Linked DNA regions of Homo sapiens: region 2 is linked to region 1. Evidence: read pairs that join two places in POLR2A ChIA-PET (ENCODE). Cell type or tissue: MCF 10A. All regions are shown on one strand. Each heading gives the region's core, and the rest is flanking DNA. Links, peaks and the distances in the headings are about the cores only.

Region 1 (12,009 bases), core at 2,702-10,701:
GTGTAACTAGTAGAAATACAGAAGCTAGATCGGTAAAGCAGAGCCTGGGTGCAGGGTCAAAACCAAAAGCCCTTGCACTTTTCCTTATGTTCACCACCTCCCGCGATTGTGTTCATGTCTTTGCCTCCCATTCCTGATCCCATTTCTGATCCCATTTCCCATCCCATTTCCACTGTATCTACCCTCTCACCCCAAAGTTGCTTTCATGGGTTCACCAGCTGACTATTATATTACCCACTCCAGCAGACATCTCTCAATCCTTTGTGACTAGATTATTCAGCTGTATTTGAGGCCACTGGCCACCCTCTAATCCCGAAAACTTCCCAGACCCCTGGCTTTTTTGGCCCCATTCTTTCTCGCTCCTCTCTGACTTCTGCTCTGGCTCTGTCCTGACCTCCTCTGCCTCCCCTGGTTCTTCAGGATTGGGATCCCAAGACACCAGCCTCTGGTTTTCACCTTCTCTAGTTCTTCCTGGACAATACCCTTTGAGTTTTAACCCCAACCTCCATGCTATGAGGCTCCTGGATTCCTACTTCGTCCAGGCTTCTTCCCTGAGCTTCAGATTCATATATCCCACTGCCTACCAGGTCCACAGCTAACCCCAGAGTTGAATTGTGGAAGGTGAAAACAATTTCTCACCAAATCAAAATTTCTAAGCTGTAAATGTGATGTCTCTTTAAAAAAAAACAACCTATTTTATTATTACTGTTGGCAAATTATTAGTAACATGCATATTCAACCACCAGAATTCAGTTAACTGTGTATGGCAGACCTTTTATAGGCCAGTCATTGTGCTGGGCAAGGCAATTTACAAGCTAGTGAGGTCAGGGGCAGAGATAATAAGGCAAGTTCACAAATGCCAATAGCTGAAGCTGGAGAGCGCGTCAAAGCGAGGGAGGGAGCAGTCTAATCCCTGAGGCTTGGCAGTACCTGTGTTCACTTCCCCTCCCTTTACATCCTGTTCTGTATCTTCCCAAAGGTCTGCGGAGGCATGCAAGAGGAGGAAAGTTTGGTGGTTGTTAAGATAAAGAGGAGTGACTGTTTTTGAACTCTTTCTTTTGCTTAAGTTTTGGTGCCTCTTTGTTTTCCTCAGTTGTCTTCTAAAAACAATCAGCACTGTAGCTGCTTTAGACTAAGAACATATATAGGTCCTTAAATGGATTCTTATATTAATAATCATAGTACTAGTCCGAAGTGCTGCTGGCTTGCCAGGAATGTGTGTCATGTTTATTTTCACTTATTAAATATTTATTGACCCCGCTATATGCCAGGAGTGAAAGAAGACATTGTTCCTCTTGTACTTCCCAAGTTTCATGGATTCAATGCAAGGCAGACAGGGTAAAACAAACCTGGTAAGAGAAGCCAACCAAGAAACCGGTTTGCCCAGGAGGTTGTGTCCCAGATAGGGAGGGAAGGAAACCTGAGGGAGTCCTGACACCAACGTGGGTCTGGGGCAGCTTTGATTCAGTGTCCAGTGGAGGGCAGTGGTGTGCAGACAGTCACACAGAGACAGCCATCCCGGAGGGCTGACTCCAGCCTTTCTGGAAGGAAATGGTCGCCCATTCAGTACATCAGTACATACACCCAGCTTAGCTGAAATCATGTTGGTGGACTTGTTTACCTTTTGCTCAATCTCAACACTTCCTTTCACAAGGGCTCTCATTTGATTACCAGGAATCTCCAATCCAGTTTAATTTATTAATTCCTTACTGAGCACCTAATCCGGGCCTGTCACCCTACCAGGGGTGCTACAATGACTACAAAGATATGCACAAGAAGCTTACAAGTAATGAAAGCAGGGGAGGGTGCAGGGATTAGGCAAGTTTACAAATAATCAAAACTGAAGGCAGAAATAAGCATGGATGAAGCACCTACCATAACAGGGCACAGTACACTGGGGTTTCAGAGAGGCCTGACCATTTCCTACCCTCATAGCTGTTTGGGGAAATCAGGAAGTAAACCAATTACAAGATAGAACAATATAAAGTGTCACTGTATGAAATGCCGAAAAATGTTCTTCCTTGTGTATGTGTGGGAGCAGCCCAGAGCTGACCCCTAGGGACCCACATTCAGCACTCCCTAGGGGATTCCGATCAGAAGCCCTGGAGCAAGGATTGCAGCTGGGGTGGGGGCCGGGGCTGAGAACAGTGGGGAGGGAAGGGCAAAGAAGGCAGGGATAGAAGTCAACCTAAGAAGGTTGGGCATGGTGGCTCACACCTGTAATCCCAGCACTTGGGAGGCCTAGGTGGGTGGATCACTTGAGGCCAGGAGTTCAAGACCAGCCTGACAAACATGGTGAAACCCCGTCTCTACTAAAAATACAAAACTTAGCCAGGTGTGGTGGCGTGCACCTGTAATCCCAGCTACTCTTGGGAGGCTGAGGCACGAAAATTGCTTGAACTTGGGGGGCAGAGGTTGCAGTGAGCTGTGATCACACCACTGTATTCCAGCCTGGGTGACACAGCAAGACTCCATCTAGGAAAAAAAAAAAAAAAGAAGTCAACCTAAGAAATATAGCCCCTCCAAGGGGGCTCAAGGGACCTCTAGACCAAAGACTGTACTAGCACCCTCATGCCACCCCTACCTACTAAGGCATCCCCCAGGGACATCTCAGAGTTCCTGGAGGCTTCTGTCACTGCCCCAGTTGCACCCCACTCCAAGAATGTGATCATTTCTATACTTTGGGTAGGTAATGATCCCTTTTAGGTGAAACAGATTTCAAGCCGAACAAACACCTTCAAAAAACAACAGAGGAAAAAAAATCTTGGTTTTTTTTCCCAAGGACGTTGAGAGAAAACAGGCTCAGATGGAACCTTGGGTATCGCAAAGGCCACCCTCAATGCTGCCTCCTCTGGGGGAAGCTGGGTCAGGCCAGGTCACACCCTGTCCAACCTCAGCTGCTGGCTGTTCTAGAGACCAGAGGCCAAAGGTGGGGGCACTGAGATTCCTGAGGTTCCTGGCTTGTCAGTTTCATCTGAAACTGATTAAAATGAAATGCAAACCCATATGGCTGGGAAGAAAAGGTCAAGATTTTGCCCCCACCTCCCACCTCCTCCCATCCCCTTCCCCTCCTCCCCTCCCTCCCTAGTCCTCAGCATGCAGCTCTCTGGCTGAATCCCATCACCGCTCCAATTTCCCCTTCACCCGGGCAGCCCCGCACTGAACAGAAACTCCGCAGAATGGCCCCATTGTAGACCAGACAAACCAAAATAGCAGCATCTTCTGTTCTCCGCCTTAGAGAGATTCACTTAAAATCCCGAAGTCCCAGATGTGGACGACAATGGAAGCTGTTGTTGCAAATTAGTGATCCTGGAACAGCTGAGAGGTAGGTTGTCGGAAAGCAGCCAGTATAGTGAGTTGGGCTGTGAAGAGAGAGAGAACAATTATGCAGTCACTCCATTAACCCAATTAGCAAACAGCGGCAGGAATTCTGTTAATTGACAAAGAAGCACGGTAGGGAAGGTGGGAAAGGGGGACAGCGACCTGGGTGGGGGTGCTGCAGGGGGAAGAGGGGTGTGATGGGGCTGGGGAGGGAAGAATTGCTGCTGGGATGAAAGGGCCAGGAATAAAACTTCAGCTAGGCTGGCGTGGTGGCTCACGCCTGTATTCCCAGCACTTCGGGAGGCCGAAGCGGGCAGATTACCTGAGGTCAGGAGTTCAAGACCAGCCTGACCAACATGAAGAAACCCCCATCTCTACTAAAAATACAAAAAATTAGCCGGGTGTAGTGGCACGCACCTGTAATCCCAGCTACTCGGGAGGCTGAGGCAGGAGAATTGCTTGAACCTGGGAGGTGGAGGTTGCAGTGAGCTGAGATTGTGCCATTGCACTCCAACCTGGGCAACAAGAGCGAAACTCTGTCTCAAAACAAAAACAACAACAACAAGAAAACTTCAGCTATTTCTATGCTGGCAAAAGTTATTTTTATCATTTTTTAAACGTTCTGTTTTTTTTTTAAACCATGCCCTGGAGCATTTGGATGAACAGTGTTTGCATTAATTAATAAATCAGATGACATCTCCACTCAGCAGAGGGCTTTGGTGTAGAAAAGCTCCCAGTGGCCTGCAGAATGGTGATTGCGGAATCTTGATTGATCACAGCTGTCATGTCATCAGTCATGCAGTCCAACATGGCGCAAAGGCTCACTTGGGTTTTGTGGAGGTTGTGGGGAGGACACAACATGAATAAGGTAATGTCTGCATATACCACTAGCTATAATAAGCTGTGTTTACGATCGAGTCCCAAAATTCTGCTGAGCCTCTGCTCAGGTTCATTGGGACTGGTTAATTGGGGGTGGCAATTAGGGAAAGCTGCAGAGAGGAGCTGGATTTGGGAAATAAAGGTCAGATGATGACTGATGGAATGGTCAGGCTTTCAGATACAAGGTGGGCATGAGAAAAGGCCCAGAAGACAAGCTTTTAGGAAGCAGATGCAGCCCTTCTCCAGGGGGAAGTTGGGGGTGGGAATATGGCAGAGATGTCTGAGATGACCGTTTGAGAAAGAAGGCACTGGAGTGGGCAGTGAGGACTGGAACATGGTGTGGAAGGTCCTCCCACCTCCCTGTCTCGACTTAATTTTTTTTAGAGGCAACAGGGTTAGGGACTGGCCTAGGAGCTTAGTGTGGCACCTGGGGCTGCAAGAGCCAGCATGCTGATAACCACAGCTTTCTCGCAGTAAGTAAAGGGAGAAAAGGGTTTGAGAACTATCAGAGCTCAGCGCCCTGAGCTGGGAACTGTGGGAGGACAGATGGAGAAGATAAGCCCAGAGAGGGGGGGTGAAATCATAACCAATTAGGTGTCTGTCCTGGATCCTTCTCGACTCAGACCTGAGAGCCACTGTTCCCAGCTCCCCTGGCTTATCACTCCATTATCACTTTCTCTACCCAATTTCTCTGCTTTGCTCTTATTCTCTTCTCACCTCATCCAGCTTTCCAGCCACTGTGAGAGAGAAAAATTGTAAAACATGTAAAGCTTTTGTTTGTAGTGCACAGATGAGGTGCACTGCATCTCTTGTTTGACCAGTTGCAAGGCTGGTGTGTCTGGTTGCTCAATCTCCAGCTATTTTGCTGCCTCTTACGATTGGTGCCCTGTCGTCAGGACGCAGGGCCCGGGAGGGCAGGCACTGGCCTTTGTGACCATAATACCTCTGACAGGACCATGCAGATAGTCCTGCTCAGTGGGTATTTACTGATGACCAAGATGACAACACATGGGGAAGATACCCACCCAAGTTTTAAGAAAATATTCTTTAATTGCTGACGGATAGAATTTCTGTATCCCCAGAGATGATGTCTCAGGGCATACGTGTTGAGATCTGTGGAACTGTCTGTGCGTAGGGGTGAGGGCTGGCTTGGCTTCTGGGCCTCCTCCTGGGTATGGGTCACCAACAGCCTCATGGGCACTACCTTTCTCCTCACATTCCAGTTTGAAACCACCCAGGCCCCTGGAAGCCCCTTTCTCTGCACAAGGCTGGGATCGTGTTTGTGCATGAACTGTTGGGTATTCTATACCCGCTCTGCGCCTCATCACACAATACCTCCCTGTTCTCAAAGCACCAGCCCAAAGTCACTCCAGCTTCTCAAGTTTCATAACTGCCCAGCAAACTGCACCTGGCCCTTCTTCCCCTGGGGCTGCAAGGTTGGAGGCCGAGTGGATGGCCGCCTGGTTTTCCCCACTCCCTGCTCAGACAAGTCCAGGCCCCCCAGGTGACTGGGGTTTTGGAGACTCATTCTTGTGCAAGTCAGAGAATGCTTCTGCGACTCAGGACATCTTTCAGGAGGAAGCTACCTCTTGTTCCGTGCAGGAAGAGGCTAATCAGGTCTCAGGCTCACCTGTGGGCAGAAGTAGGCAAGCTACTTTGGAGTGCAAGGAAGTAGGGATCAGCAGTGGCATGGTGCCCTGAGAGACCCCCAGCCCCGACCTAGAGAATTCCTGACATACCTCCCAGCTACGCTCAGCTGTGAGGCACACACTGAGCTCTAGGCCAGCCCTGACCTTGGAGCTTCCACCACAAGCACAAACAAGGCCTTTAAAAAGCTTCCTAACTTCCTGGGGCGGGGGTGGTTGGGGCCAGTGTGTTGATTGCCGTTGTGTCATTTTCTGGTGTGGTTCCAGGTGGCTGGCGCCACTGCTTCTCCTCCATCCAGATGCTGAGGCCAAGGGGGCTCAAGGGGGCAAGTTGCTTTGAAGCTCCCGGCGCTGACCTCTTGTGCCCCGTCTTGGTGTTGGGAAGCCTCACAGCTGTTCTGGGCCCGCAGAGCCTTCTCCTCGTTGACTTGGGGCTTTTTGGATCAGGATGTTGGTGAAGCAGAGTTTTGGCAAGAGCCTTGGCAGCTGCTGCCAGTAAAGAGGCTGAAGGAAGATAATTAGACCTGGTAATTGGTTGCTTTTTAGCGACTGTGGCTGGGAGAAGACACTGAAAAGCTGTCCTCCAGGACCAAGGCTAAACTGTCCCCATGCTAGGGGGAAATGCTGGACCCCAGCTAGTCCTGCATGTCTCGTCACATCTTACCTGACACATCTATCTGGCTGTGAAATGATTCTTGAATCCCATCCCACCCCCACAAAGCAGTGTGGGTTTACCTCGCCTGTGTTCATGCTCTGTTACACCCAAGCCTGGAACCAGGCATCTGAAAACTTTGAAACCAGAGGTAACCTTTAGATGGAGTTACTTAACTCTAGCTGCTCCAGAAAGATTCTGTGGGGCTTACTGTGAAGGACTTCATTAAAGGCTTTTGTTTTTGGACAGAGCTGACTCATCATTTCCCCAAGATAAGTTTGCTTCTGGGCAGTTTCCAGGCTCCCATCTCTCCAGTTGGCCATTTTGCCAGACCAGATGGCTCATATTAGATCTCAATTTACAACTTGCCACCCCTTGTGGGCATGTGTTCTGGATTCGTCCCAGCCTGAGCAGCTGATTCACTCGGATGTTCTGGGAAGCCCTTACCGTTTGATTCCACTTCACCGTAGATGCCGTCCATGGGTCTGATTTCCAGTTTCTGTGTGAATCCTGCTGACCTAAACCCTGACACAGAAGTGTAGCCCTGGGAGCCTAAAGATGGACCTCGGGCGGGGTCCCCAGCAGCTCTGCATTGGGTCCTTGAGAGGGGCACTGCCTTAGGGAGGGCTGATCACTCAAAGTCTATGAAAGGATGGACTAGATTGGAATCAAGAATCTGCTTTTGTGGCTATGTAATATCTTAGAGAAAAGCAGAAGAAAGAATGGAGGACCAGTTTGAGTTCTGCGATTTTAGGTTTAAACAGGTGGCCTTTCTGCTGGCGTCCCCTCCTGACCAGTTATCCATGCATTTGTTCAGATGCATGAATAGATGGTTATTGAGCATATACTCTGTGCCAAATGTAATGCCTAGGGCTCAGGAATAAGGATCAAAGGACAGTTCTTGCCTTCAAGGGACTTACTGACTGATGTCTGAGATAGGCAGGTGCTCACAACAAAGTGAAAGTTGGTATAGTGCAGTGATCAAGAATGCAGACTCCGGAACCAGACTGGCTGGATTCATATTCCTGCTCTGCCGCTTACGAGCAGTGTACCTTTGGGCATATTTCCTAACTGCTACATGCACCAGTTTCGTCATCTAGAGAATGGGAATAATATTGATACCTACCTCAGTAGACTTCAATTACTTAGAACTGTGCCTGGGAATAGTGAGGATGGTATACACTGGGGAAATTTTTAAAGCTATAGGCCAGGCACAGTGGCTCATGCCTATAATCCCAGCACTTTAGGAGGCTGAAGCAGGAGGACTGCTTGAGCCCAGGAGTTTGAGACCAGCCTGGGCAACATAGCAAGACCCCATCTTTACAAAAAATAAAAATTAACCTGACATGGTGGCATTTGCCTGTAGTCCTAGCTATTTGGGAGGTTGAGGTGGGAGGATCGTTTAAGCCCAGGAAATAGAGGCTGCAATGAGCTGTGATTGTACCACTGGACTCCAACATGGTCAATAGCGAGAACTGTCTCAATAAAGTAAAATTGCCTTGGCGTGGTGGATCACACCTGTAATCTTAACACTTTGAGAGGCTAATGTGGGAGGATTGCTTGAGCCCAGGAGTTCGAGACCAGCCTGGGCAACATAACGAGACCCTGTCTCTACAAAAAATAAAATAATAAGCTGGGCGCAGTGGCTCATGCCTATAATCCCAGCACTTTGGGAGGCTGAGGTGGGCGGACCACGAGGTCAGGAGATCAAGACCATCCTGGCTAACACGGTGAAACCCCATCTCTACTAAAAATACAAAAAATTAGCCGGGCGTGGTGGCGGGCGTCTGTAGTCCCAGCTACTAGGGAGACTGAGGCAGGAGAATGGCGTGAACCCGGGAGGCGGAGCCTGCAGTGAGCCGAGATTGCGCCACTGCACTCCAGCCTGGGCAACAGAGCATGACTCCATCTCAAAAATAATAATAAAATAAAATAATTAGCCAGGCATGGTGGCACACACCTGTGGTCTCAGTTCTTCGGGAGGTTGAGGTGGGAGAATTGCTTGAGCCTGGCAGGTAGAGGCTGCAGTGAGCCAGGATCATGCTGTGTACTGGTCTCACAGAGTGAGACCCTGTCTCTAAAATAAAATAAAACAAAACAAAGCTACAGCTCCACAGGGAGCAAAGGACTTAAGAGGAAGGAAGGGGTCGTATAGAAATCCCAGGAATCTGGGATTCTGGCATTTATAACCAGGAAAGCTGAATTTGAGTTTAGAGTCCACTACAATATATTTATTTGATTTTGAATAATTACAACCTTGATTTGCTCCTTGGTAAGGTAGAAATAGTAATATCTTCCTTTCCAACCTCATTGGGAAAAAAGAGAGAAACCAAAATTTGTATCTATTATGTACCATATGGTTTTATTCTGAGAATTGAGAGAAATAACATATTTTAAGTGTATGTAAATTTTTTTTTTTTTGAGATGGAGTCTCACTCTGTTGCCCAGGCTGGAGTGCAGTGGCGTGATCTTGGCTCACTGCGAGCTCCACCTCCCGGGTTCACACCATTCTCCTGCCTCAGCCTCCTGAGTAGCTGGGACTGTAAGCACCTGCCACCACGCCCGGCTAATTTTTTCGTATTTTTAGTAGAGATGGGGTTTCACCGTGTTAGCTGGTATGGTCTCGATCTCCTGACCTAGTGATCCACCCGCCTCAGCCTCCTAAAATGCTGGGACTACAGGCGTGAGCCACCGTGCCCGGCCAAGTGTATGTAAATTTTAAAAATGCATTGTAAACTGTAAAGTGAACCACAGGATAATCATGATTTTCTCCCTGTTCCTCCTGTCCCCCAGGTTGAGCATGTGGATAACTGAGAGATGATGAAAAAGGCAGGCACTCTGGGCTGACTTTCATTATAAATAGTAGGTACAGCTGTGGTACTGTTTTGCCTCCATGCGATTCTCCATGTTTTCCATGTTATTTAGTTCCTGATTACTAAAGCTTTGAGGTACCAGAGGAGGCTGGTGATTTCCTTTAGAAAGAGGAACTGGGAGCAGCAAGAATCATAGTGAGATGTGCTGAGCTTTTCAGAGGAAAAGTTCATGGATGATGCATCTGACGTGATGAGCACAAACATTTCCCAGCGCAGACCCAGGTCCTTCCAGGTCTGAAGGAGCTGAGTTCCCAGCTCCTGTGAGCCTCACTGTGTCTCAGGGCTTCTGAAAGGCAGGTCCTGCATATAGTGCAAGCTTATAAATGGAAGTGAGTGAGGGGGATGGCAGGTGTGATGGGGATGCCAGCCTTGCTGTTTTCTCACAATCACAAGGAGCTTTCACTTGTCTGGGAGACTTCTTGGCAAGGTTGCAGAGCTCACCACCAAGATTAAAGGCCGGCTGGCCAGGCAATGGTAGAGGGGAGGAGGAAGTCTGCAACAGGACGAGCAGGCAGCATTTGGGCCTGTTTGGGAGACTGGCCAACAATAACGGGATTACCATCCGCTGCCCTGATATCTGCCAGGAAATTGTGAGATGAAATTTCAAGGACCCTACCACAGAGTCAGAGAGTGTGTGGGATGACTTGGCTAAAAGCAAGAATCCTTGGGGAAAAAGGTCCAGTTTCCTGGTGTTCCATTTGTCTGTTTGCAGAACGGAAGCTCTGCCAATTCCCTGGCTCTCTTCTCAGCCTCTCCCAGGCCTCTGACAACCCTAGACTCTAAGGTTGAGAAGGGAACTACCTCGGAGACTTTTATCCAACTCTCAATAAATGGAGGAAAACAGCCATGACCCTGCTTGACGACTTAACCAATCTGAGCCTCAATATTCTCAGCTCATCTTACAAGGCTCTTATGAGGAGCAGTTGAAACAATGCATGTGGAAATTCTTTGTAAAGTGCTTTAAATGGGGCCGGGGGCAGTGGCTCACGCCTGTAATCCCAGCTTTGGGAGGCCGAGGCAGGCAGATCACCTGAGGTCAGCAGTTTGAAACCAGTCTGGCCAATATGGTTAAACCCCATCTCTATTAAAACTGCAAAAATTAGCTGGCCTGTGGTGGCACAAGCCTGTAATCCCAGCTACTCAGGAGGCTGAGGCAGGAGAATCGCTTGAACCTGGGAGGTGGAGATTGCAGTGAGCCAAGATCGTGCCACTGCACTCCAGCCTGGGCCACAGAGGGAGACCATGTCTCAAAAAATAATTAAAAAAAAAAAAAAAAAAAAAAAAAAAGGCCAAGCATGGTGGGCTCACGCCTGTAATCCCAGCACTTTGGGAGGCTGAGGTGGGCGGATCACCTGAGATTAGGAGTTCAAGACCAGCCTGGCCGACATGGTGAAACCCCCATCTCTACTAAAAATACAAAAATTAGCCGGGCTTGGTGGTGCGGGCCTATAATCCCAGCTTCTCAGGAGGCTGAGGCAGGAGAATCACTTGAACTTGGGAGTCAGAGGTTGCAGTGAGCTGAGATCATGCCATTGCATTCCAGCCTGGGCTTTGTAAGAGTTTGTCTCAAAAAAAAAAAAAAAAAGGTGCTGTAAATGGAAGGAATTGCTCCAGGTATAGAATCAAAGGCCCCGAGGGTAAGAGGAGCCAGCGGAGCCTTTGGGCCTGGCTGTCCAGTTCTGCCAAGTTCTACTGAAGACAGAGAGAAGGGATCTTTCCCAAGGACCTTCTTTCTGGCTCTGTCAAATATGAGCCTCCCAGGGTCTCATTGGTGTTCTGGGTTCCTTAACAAAAAGGAGTTTGCAAAGATCACAGAGCTGACTGGTTTTCTTCTCTGGACAATGTTTACTGTGACTGCCTCTCTCTCCCGCCCCCACCACTGAACAGCATGGCAGCTTCCCAGTCCAGGGACCCGTGGGGGCCCTGTTTGCAGCAGGATTTGTGTTAATAGCACGACAGTGTCTTTACCTTTTATCTAGCAAGAGTGAGTAATCTGTTTGGGATATTTAACAAAAACCAGACATTACCTCACTGGTGTCTTATCCAGAGCTGCTCTAGTCTTCCCATTAATTCCAGCAATTCGGGGTCTTTTGCCACGTTAAGCAGTATGGGGAGAAATCCATGGACTCTTTTTCTCTGGATAAAGGGAGCCACAGAAGGCACACATTTGAAAAGCCCTATTCTAGTATTTGTATTCAGAGCTGTTCTTTTTCTCAGTAAATGTCTGTTTTCTTCATTCTGAGAACACGGTAGAGGGATTAACCTCAGCCCATCCCCCAAACCATCCTGACTTGAATCCAGTTTCTCTGGCTGCCTCTTCCCTAAAGGTTATGAAGACTTTTATGTGTGAATTTCCAGACCTCAGAGGGAAGCACCAGTGTGGTTCCTGGGAACTATCGGCAGCCGACAGACCACCTCCTCTGAGGTGGATGGCTATTTTCCAACAGAAGTGTCAGAGACAATGACTTAAGTGGTCATATGCTTTGTAAGCAGCTGCCAGTGGTATAGACTGAAGCAGGCGTCGCCTGTCTCCCAGGTGCAGAAAAGCCTTCCTGCTTCCTGAAGAAGGACCTGCTGATCAGTCAGTAGTGGAATCACCCATGGGTCATCATCACATAGGAAGGACAGCAATTGTAAT
Region 2 (12,009 bases), core at 2,755-10,754, 210 kb after region 1:
GTAAAATGTGCATAACATTTAATCTTTTTTTTTTTTTGTCTCACTCTGTCACCCAGGCTGCAGTGCACTGGCATGATCTCGGCTCACTGCAACCTTAGCCTCCCGGGTTCAAGTGATTCTCCTGCCTCAGTCTCCCAAGTAGCTGGATTACAGGCATGTGCCACCATGCCTGGCTAATTTTTGTATTTTTAGTAGAGACAGGGTTTTGCCATGTTGGCCAGGCTGGTCTCGAACTCCTGACCTCAAGTGATCTACCTGCCTCAGCCTCCCAAAGTGCTGGAATTACCATGAGCTACCTCCAGCCTTGGGGGGCACAGGAAGCCCTTGTCTCAGGAAAAAAAAAAAAAAGTTCAGATTTGCCTAGGTTCTAGTAAACAGAGTGCTACCCATCCCAAATTGAGGAAGTCCCAATGGGGATGTCCTGGTAGTGTGGGAAGGCTGGCTATGGTGCTGCTGAACAGCCACTTTGACTCGGTGTCTCCTTTGGCCAAGTTACAGAGCAGACTTTCTGGGCTAGTCCTGCTTCCCCACTTTGGCTGTTCTCAGGGATATTTCTCCCTTCTGGCACTCCCAATGCTTCCCATGGTTTGAGATGACAGATGAGTCTTTTGCCGTGAACCCAGGATGGTGGAGAAGTTTGTTGTTTACCTTGATCTCACTTTTTCCAGTGTAGAAGGCGTGAGTTGGGGGAGATTTTCTGCGTGCTTGGTGCCAACAGGCTGTGGGGAGGGCCATTGTGGATATGGAGGTCTGATTCTCTTACTGTCTGCTGAGAGCTTTTTTATTTCTCTGTGTCTCCAGGAACTGTCTCCTACTCCTATTTGAGTTGTGGGATATTGCTGGTGCTGTATACTTGATTTTGTTTTGTTGGGGTGCAGGGAGAGTAGGGAACTATTAGGTTGGTGCAAAAGTAATGGTGGTTTTTGCCATAGCTTGCTTCTGCGCTGCCATTTTGGAACCAGATATTTCACAGTTCCTCTTGTTCTGGTTACAAATTTATGAGTCACAGCAGGAGACTTTAACTTACTTCTGTTAGTAACTGATGGAACAGGCAGTCAGAAAAAAAGGTCTGTAAGAATGTATAGAAGGTTTGAACAATACAATTACCTCCCTAGCCTAATTGACATATATACCACATACCTTTGAAATGTACGTCACAATTTCAAAATTGTATATATGCTTGGCCCTAAAGAAAGTGTCAACAAATTTCAAAGGATTAAAATCATACAAAGTGTATGGTCACAGCAGAATTAATCTAGAAATAAGATAATAGAGAATCCCATAGGTGTAGGTGTTAAGAAATACCTTTCTGAATAGTCCATGAGTCCGAGAAGAAATCACGATGAAATAAGAAAAATTGGTTGAGCTGAATAATGATGAACATGCCACATATTAACACTAATAGAATGCAACTAAACTTGTGATTAAAATGAAATTTAGAGGCTAAAATGTTTATCTTGAAAAAGAAGTATTGTTGACTTTTCAGCCAGAACTCAGGATGCATCTCAAGAAATTAAATAATAGGCCATTAAAGCCATATAGAATATTAATAGAAAGAGGGTAACAATAAAGATAAGAGCAGAAACAGGCCAGGCGCAGTGGCTTACGCCTGTAATCCCAGCACTTTGGGAGGCCGAGGTGGGCAGATCACGAGGTCAGGAGATCAAGACCTTCCTGGCTAACATGGTGAAACTCTGTCTCTACTAAAAATACAAAAAATTAGCCGGGTGTGTTGGCGGGCGCCTGTAGTCCCAGCTACTCGGGAGGCTGAGGCAGGAGAATGGCGTGAACCTGGGAGGCGGAGTTTGCAGTGAGCCGAGATCGCGCCACTGCACTCCAGCCTGGGCGACAGAGCGAGACTCCATCTCAAAAAAAAAAAAAAAAAAAAAAAAGGCAGAAATTAATGCAGTAGAAAGCAAACACACTAAGGAGGAGAGGTTTGTCTCTAAAGTCCTTGTGAGGGACAGCTCTTGAAAAAAAAAATGGTTTAACCATTATGAAGAAAGAAGGGACATCACTGTGAATCTTACAGACATTTAAGTGATTAAGGAGATATTTTGAGCTACTTTATTTTAGTAATTTTGAAAATGTAGATGTAGAAATTCCTACGAAAACACTTTAAAGAAATTAAGACTATCATTAAAAGAAGTAAAAGGAAGAAAACTTTGTTTAGCTGGCTCTACTGGTGGTGTTCTTTTCAACCAATCCTTTAAAGAACACCAGTATTACGTACTTTTTTCCAGAGAATACAAAAAGAGGATGCCTATCTTTTTGTCAACTCTACAGTGCCAATTCATTTTAAGTCCAGCATTACTTTGGTATCAAAACCTGGTATGAATACAATAGAGAGGAAATTACAGGTTAATCTCACTCATAAAAGTACATGTAAAAATTTCAAACAGAGCAATATCAAACAAAAATCTAGAGATTTATAAAAATTGATATATGAGGACCAAGATTGTTTATCCTAGGAATGTAAGGTTGGTTTAATACTAGAAAATCATCAGTGTAACTTACTGCATAAAAACAGAAAAACCAGTCACCTCAAGAGATGTTGGGGAGGACTTGATAAAATGCAGTATTCAATCATGATGGAAACCCTTAGCTGTCAAGTAGTAGGGTTTTTCCCCAGATAAAAGATATCAATAAAATTATTACATGAAAAGTCATTTATTTATTTATATATTTATTTATTTTTTGAGACAGAGTGTCACTCTGTTGCCCAGGCTGGAGTGCAGTGGCAGAGTCTCAGCTCACTGCAACCTCTGCTTCCTGGGTTCAAGTGATTCTTCTGCCTCAGCCTCCCAAGTAGCTGGGATTACAGGCACATGCCACCACGCCTGGCTAAGTTTTGTATTTTTAGTAGAGACGGGGTTTCACCATGTTGGCCAGGCTGGTCTTGAACTCCTGACGTCAAGTGATCCACCTGCCTTGGCCTCCCAAAGTGCTGGAATTACAGGCATGATCCACCTGCCTGGTGTGAAAGATCATACTTTTAACGGTTTAATTGAGAAAGCTTTCCTTCTAAAATCAGAAAATAAAGATACTTGTTATGAACACTTTTTTTCAGCATTGTATTGTTATTTCTAGCCAGTGTATGGAGATAAATACATTGTGAATGGATTGGAAAGGAAGAAATAAAGCTGTCCATTGCCGATCACATGATTGTGTATTTAGAGGAAAAAACCTTAATGTAAATTATTAGGAATATTAGAAGATTCTAATACTTAGAACTCGATTAATAATAGAAAATAATAAATCTAATGAAAGATCCTCAAGACCCCTATAAAGATACTTAAGAGCCTCCTCAGATTGATATGTTAGCTTTCATGCAACCTCAAAGTCCCCAAAATTTCTTTGGTAGAAACTGATAATCAGAATGTAAAACTAGCTGCACACAAAGGACTGAGAAGAGCCAAAGCAATTTTGAAGAATGAAACAGGAAGACACACTCTAATGGTCATCTAGATTTCGTATAAAGCTACAACAGTTAAGACATTGTAGAGTTGGCAAAAAGGCATATTGATCTGTAGGTGAAAATAGAGCCTTATAGACACTTGATTTATGTGCTGCAGGCAAACCTGCAGCACAGTGATAGTGCTGGATCATTTGGACAGCCATATTGAAACAAATAGCAAACTTGATCCCTACCTCACACCATAGGCACAGATCAATTCCAGTTGGATTGGGGATAGAAATATGAAAGGTAAAATAATAAAGCTTCTACAAGATAATATGGGACAATATTTTCATGACCTTGTGATTGAGAAACATTTGTTAAACAGGGCACTAAAGCAGTAACTATAAAGGAAAAGATTGCTAATTTGAACAGAATCAAAGTGAAGAACTTACATCCATCAAGACACCGTTAAGAGTGAAAAGGCGATTCATAGAATGGCATAAGATATATGCATCACAGATAACCAACAATGATATCATATCTAGAATATATAAAGGGCTTAGAAATCAAAGAAGAAAAAAGTTGACAACTCAGGAGAAAAATGGACAAGAGACTTAATTCAAGCAGATATTCACAAAAAGAGACATCTAGATACCTAATAAAAATCAGGGAAATGCAAACTAAAACTGCAGTGATAAAGCATTCATACCCACCAGAATTGCTAAAATAAAGACTGACAGTACCAGTTGTAATGTTGCATAGTATGTAGAAGTAGCACAAGCTCTTGTATACTCTTGTGGAAATGTAAATTACTAGAACCAATTTGGAAAGCTACTTGGAATTTTCTACTAGAGCTGAACATACACATGTCCTGTGATATTTCCACTCCTGGGTATATGCCCAACAAAAATGAATGCTTGTTTGTACCAAAAGACATGCAGTAGAAAGTTCATAACATCGCAATTTTTAATAGCCCAAACTGCAAATAATCCAATTGTTCATTAATGGGAGAATGGTTAAATAAATATGATTTATACAAACGACTACCATAGAGCAGTGAAAATGAACAAACCACAGCTGCATGCAACAAGTGGATGGCTCTTACAATTTTGAGGATAAGAGAGCAGATACGTTTAATACATGTTGTATAACTCCATTTATATAAAATCCAAAAACCTACAAAACTCGATTAATAATAGGAAATAAATCTAATGAAAGATACTTAAGACCCCTATATAGATACTCAAGACCCTCCTCAGAATGATATGTTAGTTTTTGGATTTCATATAAATGTAGTAATTTATGATGTTAGAAGTGTGGCTAGTACCTTTTGGGAGGTGGGAGGAGTTAAGAAGAGGGGCTTCTGGTGTTGCTGTTTGATTTCTTAATCAGGGTACTGACTTCATGTGAACATTCAGAGAGATACACTCTTAGGTTGTGTATACTTTTTTGTATTTGTAAAACTTCAGCAAACAAGTTAAAATATATTTAATGAGGAAAATTTTTTTTTGTTTTGCTGATTTACTTTTTTTTTTTTTGAGACAGAGTCTCGCTCTATCGCCCAGGCTGGAGTGCAGTGGTGTGATCTTGGCTCCCTGCTAACTCTGCCTCCTGGATTCACGCCATTTTCTTGCCTCAGCCTCCCGAGTAGCTGGGACTACAGGCACCCGCCACTGCGCCTGGCTAATTTTTTGTATTTTTAGTAGAGATGGGGTTTCACCGTGTTAGCCAGGATGGTCTCAATCTCCTGACCTCATGATCTGCCTGCCTCGAGCCCTCCCAAAGTGCTGGGATTACAGGCGTGAGCCACCGTGCCCGGCTGATTTACTGTTTTATGGCAGACCTTTGTAATCAGCGAAAAGCTTAACTTCTATCAGACTGATATTTGTGTAGATTTTACCCAGATAATTGTTTAAGCAATTTTTGCCAAGGTCTGTTAGGAACACATTTGAATGAATATATACAATCAGCATTTGTTGACATCCTTGATTTTGCCAATTATTGGTTTGACTTTATAAAGAATTATTATTTTTTAGGTCGTGATAAACTGTGCCATTCCTAAAGGGTTGAAGTACAATCAAGCTACACAGACCTTCCACCAGTGGCGAGATGCTAGACAGGTGTATGGTCTCAACTTTGGCAGCAAAGAGGATGCCAATGTCTTCGCAAGTGCCATGATGCATGCCTTAGAAGTGTTAAATTCACAGGAAACAGGTAAGGTGCCCATGGTTTATTTGTATTTTCTTTCTTTTTCCAGAGACAAAGCAAAACTGAAGATTTACTTGTATTCTTGAACTGAAGTGCCATGTGTATGTTAAAACAAATGTTTGTTAACTTTTAGATCTTGTATATATTTGAAGTAGTTTTTGAATTTTTATTTTCTATAGAAATGTGAACTTTTTATTGATGATAAATGTATAATCTAGAAAGATAATCCTGTGAGTTTAGTTCTTTTTAATTCTGTAACCCTTTTATTTGAAGTATTTAGATGGGTTTCATCCTGCTTTAGAAACACTTCCGTTGCAAGTACATGAAGCCCAGAGAATATGCAGTGGATAGGAATTATGCTTATTTATCATCTTTGTGTAAAGAAACACATGTTTTCTGAAAGACATTTTTCAAAGCATGGACTTGAAGTAGGACTGGGTCTCCTTCCCAGTAGGTAAAAATGTGATTCTCGGTTTTTTTAAAGATTTTAGGAGTGCCCTCAGGTGGTATCAGTCATGAATTGCATCTCCTCTGATAGTGCATATTGGTTAGAAATATATATAGAAATCACTTTTTAAAAAAATCTCAATTTTTAAAAACTGTACATATGTCAAGGATAAGCTCAGTTTTGTCTTGGTTTAAAAAATAGAAAAATGTACCAGTGTGTGGTTATTTCTTTGAAGAGAGAGATTTTATAATCAGGAAATAATTGTTATACATGAAAACACAAATATGATTACTCTTGCCTATATTGTATATTTAGTAATGATTTTAATGATATAAATGTACTGTAAACAATATATATTTTAAGAGGAAAGAGTTGCAGTCAGATGAAAATTTGATACTTTGTTGAAAGTGTAGAATATCAAAATCTGTTCAAAATCTGTTATAAATACATTAAACAATGTATATGTTGCCTTATACTAAAAAGGGTTGAAGCATCTAGCTGGTGTGTTAGTCTGTCAAATACTAATTTCAGAGCAAGAAGACATTTTGGGATCTTGCAGAAACTTAAAGTTGTTATGCCTTTAGATGTTTTGTATCAGATCTTCTTTTGAGGAAATTAATATCAATACATAACTTATACATAGGTTGCATATTTTGTCTAGTTTGAGAAAATAAACCACTAGAACTTGGCCTGGTGTGTCTCTAAGTCCAGAAAATAGCATAGGAAAGTCTGTATAGTCTTGTATGTAGGTCATTTCTCTAAGTCTCTGTACTTCTCTCCTAGGTGTCAGTATTTTATTGGCATGCTATCATAGGTATAGAATTGCTTTTCATTTACTGTAGTTTTACCATAGGGAAGAAGCTAGAATTGTGATTCTTTTTTTTTTTTTCTTAATATCTTGTTGGATAGGTCAGTTATGTGATAAATAATTAAGGTACCAAAGTTTGGAGAGTAGACATTTGACTATCCCGTGTTTTAGAACAAACTAGCATTATTTTTATTTCTAAACTTTCAAAAGTGTATCCGTTGATATTAGAAACTAAATGTTACTGATATTAGGAACTTATATTGGAAACTAAATGTTCCTTTTTTAAAAGTAGTTAAAATTTTATTATTCCTCTTGTCATTGACTTTTGATTTTTAGTTTTTAGCCAAATGGAAAGGATTGTTTCTCTCAATGAGTAGTCATATGGTTTGATTTCAAAATGCAAATTTATTTATTTATTTTTTGAGACGGAGCCTAGCTCTGTTGCCCAGGCTGGAGTGCAGTGACGCGATCTTGGCTCACTGCAACCTCTGCCTCCCGGGTTCGAGTGATTCTCCCTCCTTAGCCTCCCAGGTAGCTGGGATTACCGGTGCTCACCACCACACCCAGCTAATTTTTGTATTTTTAATAGAGATGGCGTTTCACCATATTGGCCAGGCTGGTCTCAAACTTCTGACCTCAAGTGATCTGCCCACCTCGGCCTCCCAAAGTGCTGGGATTACAGGCATGAGCCACCGTGCACAGCCTTTTTTTAAATCTTGATCTTTTCAAATTAATGAATCTTAATGTGGAGAGACTCAATTACATTCTCTATTGTAAGGTAATAAGCATTAAGAAACAATGTTCCACATTATAGAAAGTTTGGCAAATAGGAAAATCGGCCATCATTTTACAAGCTACACAAGCATTTTAGTGTGGGAAAAAGGCTTCTTGTTAGATGATTTTGATACTTTATTCTCAGTCACAATCTCAACCACTCATACTAGGGGCTGAGGAAAGAGAGATAATGGTGGAAGAAATGAGTCCATCACAGCTGCCTCCTGGTATTGTGGATCAGTCACTGGCAAGGAAGCTTTTAGTTCTGTAGTTTTTCATCATGGAAAAAAAACCATATAGAATGGCTAAGTTCTAAATAGTCTGATTTACTTAGAAAATGACTGTTTTCATAAATTACTGTAGTTAAATACTATTTCTTATTTTTGATGGCCTTAATTAGTGTGGAAGTAGAAGCATGGGAGAGAGTAAGATGTTAAGAATCAGGGCCGGGCACGGTGGCTCACGCCTGTAATCCCAGCACTTTGGGAGGCTGAGGCGGGTGGATCACGAGGTCAGGAGATTGAGACCATCCTGGCTAACATGGTGAAACCCTGTCTCTACTAAAAAATACAAAAAAATTAGCCGGGCGTGGTGGCGGGCGCCTGTAGTCCCAGCTACTCGGGAGGCTGAGGCAGGAGAATGGTGTGAACCCGGGAGGCGGAGCTTGCAGTGAGCTGAGATCGTGCCACTGCTCTCCAGCCTGGGCGACTGAGCAAGACTCTGTCTCAAAAAAAAAAAAAAAAAAAAGAATCAGGAGTGTTCTTGGGAATAGATATAATTTCTTACGCAGATTCTCCAGTGTAGAAAAGGTATGTACCCTACCCCAACATTATATGGGCCACCTCCCCTTTATCTAAACAAACATACCCAATAATGTCACCTCTCAGTTTGATCATACCCTGCCAAAAATCTTTGCTTTGGATTCACAGCCAATTGGCTGCTGAAATCATCTACTGTCTTTCTTCCAAAACCAAGTTGAAAAAGCTTAACTTACATCTCCCTTCCCTTTACAAACTGTAGCCTGATAAAACTGATGAGAAGCAGAACAAACTTATTGATAAAGCAACTACAAATATTAGTCTTGCCTGTTTCTTAATGTTTTACCACTTGTTAAAACATTTTTCCATATTAAACATTTCTGTTTGTATTTTTATTTATTAGGTGCTAATATCAATATTATCCACTGTTGTCATCGGCTAATCCTTCTCAGTGATTTTCAGACTTTAAAAAGTTATGGACATTTTTGTGCAAATGAGATCTTTGGTAGTTCAGTGTATAAATGGACAGAAAATATGGAGCTTCTCTGATTGATATAGGGTTCCGGATCCGCAACCACTGAGATGCCTCCATGGTTCTCTAGAACTGAATTTGAAAATTACTAGCTCACGTTTTGTGCTAAAACCAATAATCACATAATTTTCCTTTCCTCTTCTTCCGTGTCCCCTACGTCCTCAAATTTTTTAAATTTATAAAAAACAGCTTTCTGGGGGGCTAGTCATACCAACCTTTACAAGGTGCTCTGTGTGTTTGTGTGATATTTCCTTTTTTTAATGAAAATGGTGGGTGGCAGAAATGTTTTCCTTTATTTTGTTTTTAACTTGGTATGCAATTATCTAATATACTGGAAAGTACAGAAGGTGCTAAATACAGTGAGTTATATTTGGAAGTTAAAAAAACACAAATCACATGTTCTAACATTTTTGAAAAAGAGCTGAATTAGTGCTCTTCCTTTTATACCAAATGCTACAGTGTATTTTTTCCTTTCTCCATGGAAATGGATTCAATTTTAAATGGGTGTATTACCTAAAGTGATATTTTTGATTTCTCTATTATTTATCCAGTACATTTATAGATTTTTATAGGTAATAGTTATGGATTATATAAACTACAAAGTTAATTTTTGTGATAATTGGTGGAGGCAAATTTGCCCAACTTTTATTTTCTTAAAAGGTTTAAATCATTTGAAAATAGGAAATAATTTTTAAATCCAAAAAAAAGAAAATTATATGCATAACCAGTAAGATTATCCCACTGCTTTTGTTCTCAGCCAAGATGAAGCATGCCTTTTCAAAAAGAACACCCCAAAATAAGTATTTTACCATTATCTAAAAGACTACTTTTGCTGGGTTTTATTTTTTAATCTATTGAACATGAGAACATGGTCAAAAGTCATACCTTCCTTATGGTTGAAATTTTCTAGAGGTTTTATAATATTGAGATTTCATTTTTTAATGATAATTTGGCCTGACATACCTTCCAGTATGTACATTTGTATGAGTTTTATCACAGCATTTAAAAATCTCTTTATGTTTGGAATTAATAGGATTAAAAAAATCTCAGTAGTTTCTAGAAATACTTTATAGTGACAGTTTTGTTTTTTAGTCTTCCAGATTGTTGATATTAATGCAAACAATATTAAGCTTATATCACAAAAATATTTTCAGTAAAGCGTATTTTTTATAAACTGTGTTAGGCACTGGGAATAATACAAAAATGATAAATAAAGCCTGTCCCTTGCCTGATGTCACAGTCGGGCTACAGCTGCCAGAAACAAGGCCAGCAAAATTAGGATACAGCTTGCGAATGTAGTGTGAAGAAAGGCCTTCGGAATACCAAAGAAAATTCTAGGGTCAGGGAAAGCTTTGAAGAGAAGGTGATGTTTCAGCTATGTTTGAAGAATGGGGAGGGCTCATCAGTGATAGAACATTCTAGATAGGTTTGGAAGCATGAGAGCATGGAGCAATTGGGAAATAACAAATATGCCATGATGTGGCTTGGACATGAGAATTTATGTGGTGGGGGTCAGGAGCAGGGCATCCCAAGAGATAAGGTTGGGAAGGGCCTAGTGCTGACGAGTGTGCATGTTATCATGGAGGTGGTGAAGAGTCATTGAAGGATGCTAAATAAAGGATTGATATGATCAAGTTTGTGCTTTAGGACAAGTGTGGTGAGCATGCAAGTTTACAAGCATGAAGATCAATTCAGGACACTGTTGTAATAATACCGGTGAGAAAGATGAGGCCTGAACTGACAAAGTAGAGAGAGGAGAGGAGCAGAATGAAGAGGAGGTGACCAGCTTTCATTTAGTGCTGGCTATACCTGCCACGGCAGTGTTCTAGCTTTCTACCTTTGTCCTCACATAGAAATTAAAGCCATTCTGAGGCAGGAATAATGATCTATTTATTGGTCACCTTCTGTGTGCTTGGTCTTAATCTGGCGTATACATAACCAATCATCTTTATAACAACCCTACAAGGTTGGTGGTATTATCCTTGTTTTAGAAATGAGATTGGCACTTACAGAAGGTCACTACTGTAGTGATGCGAGGACCCACAGCTAGACAGTGGCATTAGTGGCTTTTGTACCGAGGTCTTAGAACTCAACCTCTTTTCTCTTTGTCAGTAAGATGTAATGGGCAGGCCGGGAAGGAGAGAACAGTGTTTTAAAATGATGACCAGGTGTGTCAGTTTGGGCCCCCGGTAAAGATGGTCCTGTTAACCAGAGACAGAGTGAAAGAGGATGGAAGAGGAAATACTGTGCTGCAGATAACACATTTGGTTCTGGATATACTCCATTTGCGGTTCTTTATTAATGCTTTCATGAAATCTTAAAAATTTGGACCTGAAAAGAATCCCAAAGATAACCCTGGACAAAGTTTTTTAGTTTAGCTTTCCGAAACAACTAATCTTATTGGAGAATTAACATTTTGAACCCTATAAAACCTATCTGTTTGGCCAGGTGCGGTGGCATACACCTGTAATCCCAGCACTTAGGGAGGCCGAGGCGGGTGCATCACTTGAGACCAGGAGTTCGAGACCAGCCTGGCTGATATGGTGAAACCTCATCTCTACTAAAAACGCAAAAATTAGCTGGGCGTGGTGGCGGGCACCTGTAGTCCCAATTACTCGGGAGGCCGATGCAGGAGAATTGCTTGAACCCGGGAGGCGGAGGTTGCAGTGAGCTGAGATCGTGCCACTGCACTCCAGCCTGGGTGACAAGAGTAAAAACTCTGCCTCAAAAAAAAAAAAAAAAAATCTGTTCACTAAGTATTAAGTGAGTAACAGGTTTGGGGATTGGGTAGGTGGGGACAGTCTTTTCGTAGGTCTGCCTGCTCTACTTTCTTCTCATACTTACCTCTCACAGTCCTCCCTTTTGTGAATCACAGTAATGTGAGGTTAATATGTCTGTTGTCACTCCCAATTTCCAATTAGAAAGGTTGACATGGAGAGCTGGGATTTCCCCAGGCTGTCCATACCTAGAAAGGGAGGCACAAAGGGGATTGGGTTTTCGAGCCTTCAGGCCATTTATTTTTACTGCGTTTGTCTGGCCTTCAGTTCAAGATCTTCAAAGCATTTTTAAAAACGCCTTTGA

The links. Peaks named below come from ENCODE experiments on the same cell type or tissue, not always from the same donor. Only the 100,000 strongest peaks of a DNase experiment are listed, where the experiment ranks them.
Region 2: POLR2A ChIA-PET joins it to region 1 with 10 read pairs; 6 of 35 experiments call an interaction of 5 or more read pairs at or near these places.

What each region holds. Positions count from the first base shown.
Region 1 is chr1:225,761,955-225,773,963 of GRCh38, reverse strand. It overlaps LOC124904527 (a long non-coding RNA gene), which reads left to right and starts at 9,216. Exons shown (of 2, transcript XR_007066905.1): 1 at 9,216-9,360; 2 at 10,084-10,660. RefSeq lists enhancers at 4,699-4,868, 5,781-7,276 and a silencer at 5,486-5,657. In MCF 10A, for the core only: no CTCF peak of the experiment used is centred there; DNase peaks (open chromatin) are centred at 5,673, 6,063, 6,813, 9,953 and 1 weaker place.
Region 2 is chr1:225,548,511-225,560,519 of GRCh38, reverse strand. It overlaps ENAH (ENAH actin regulator), which reads left to right. Exons shown (of 14, transcript NM_018212.6): 3 at 5,437-5,614. Among named protein-coding and RNA genes, the nearest start is that of LINC02765, 87 kb to the right of the region's middle. RefSeq lists an enhancer at 11,028-11,527. In MCF 10A, for the core only: a CTCF peak has its summit at 6,115 (motif pointing left); a DNase peak (open chromatin) is centred at 6,099.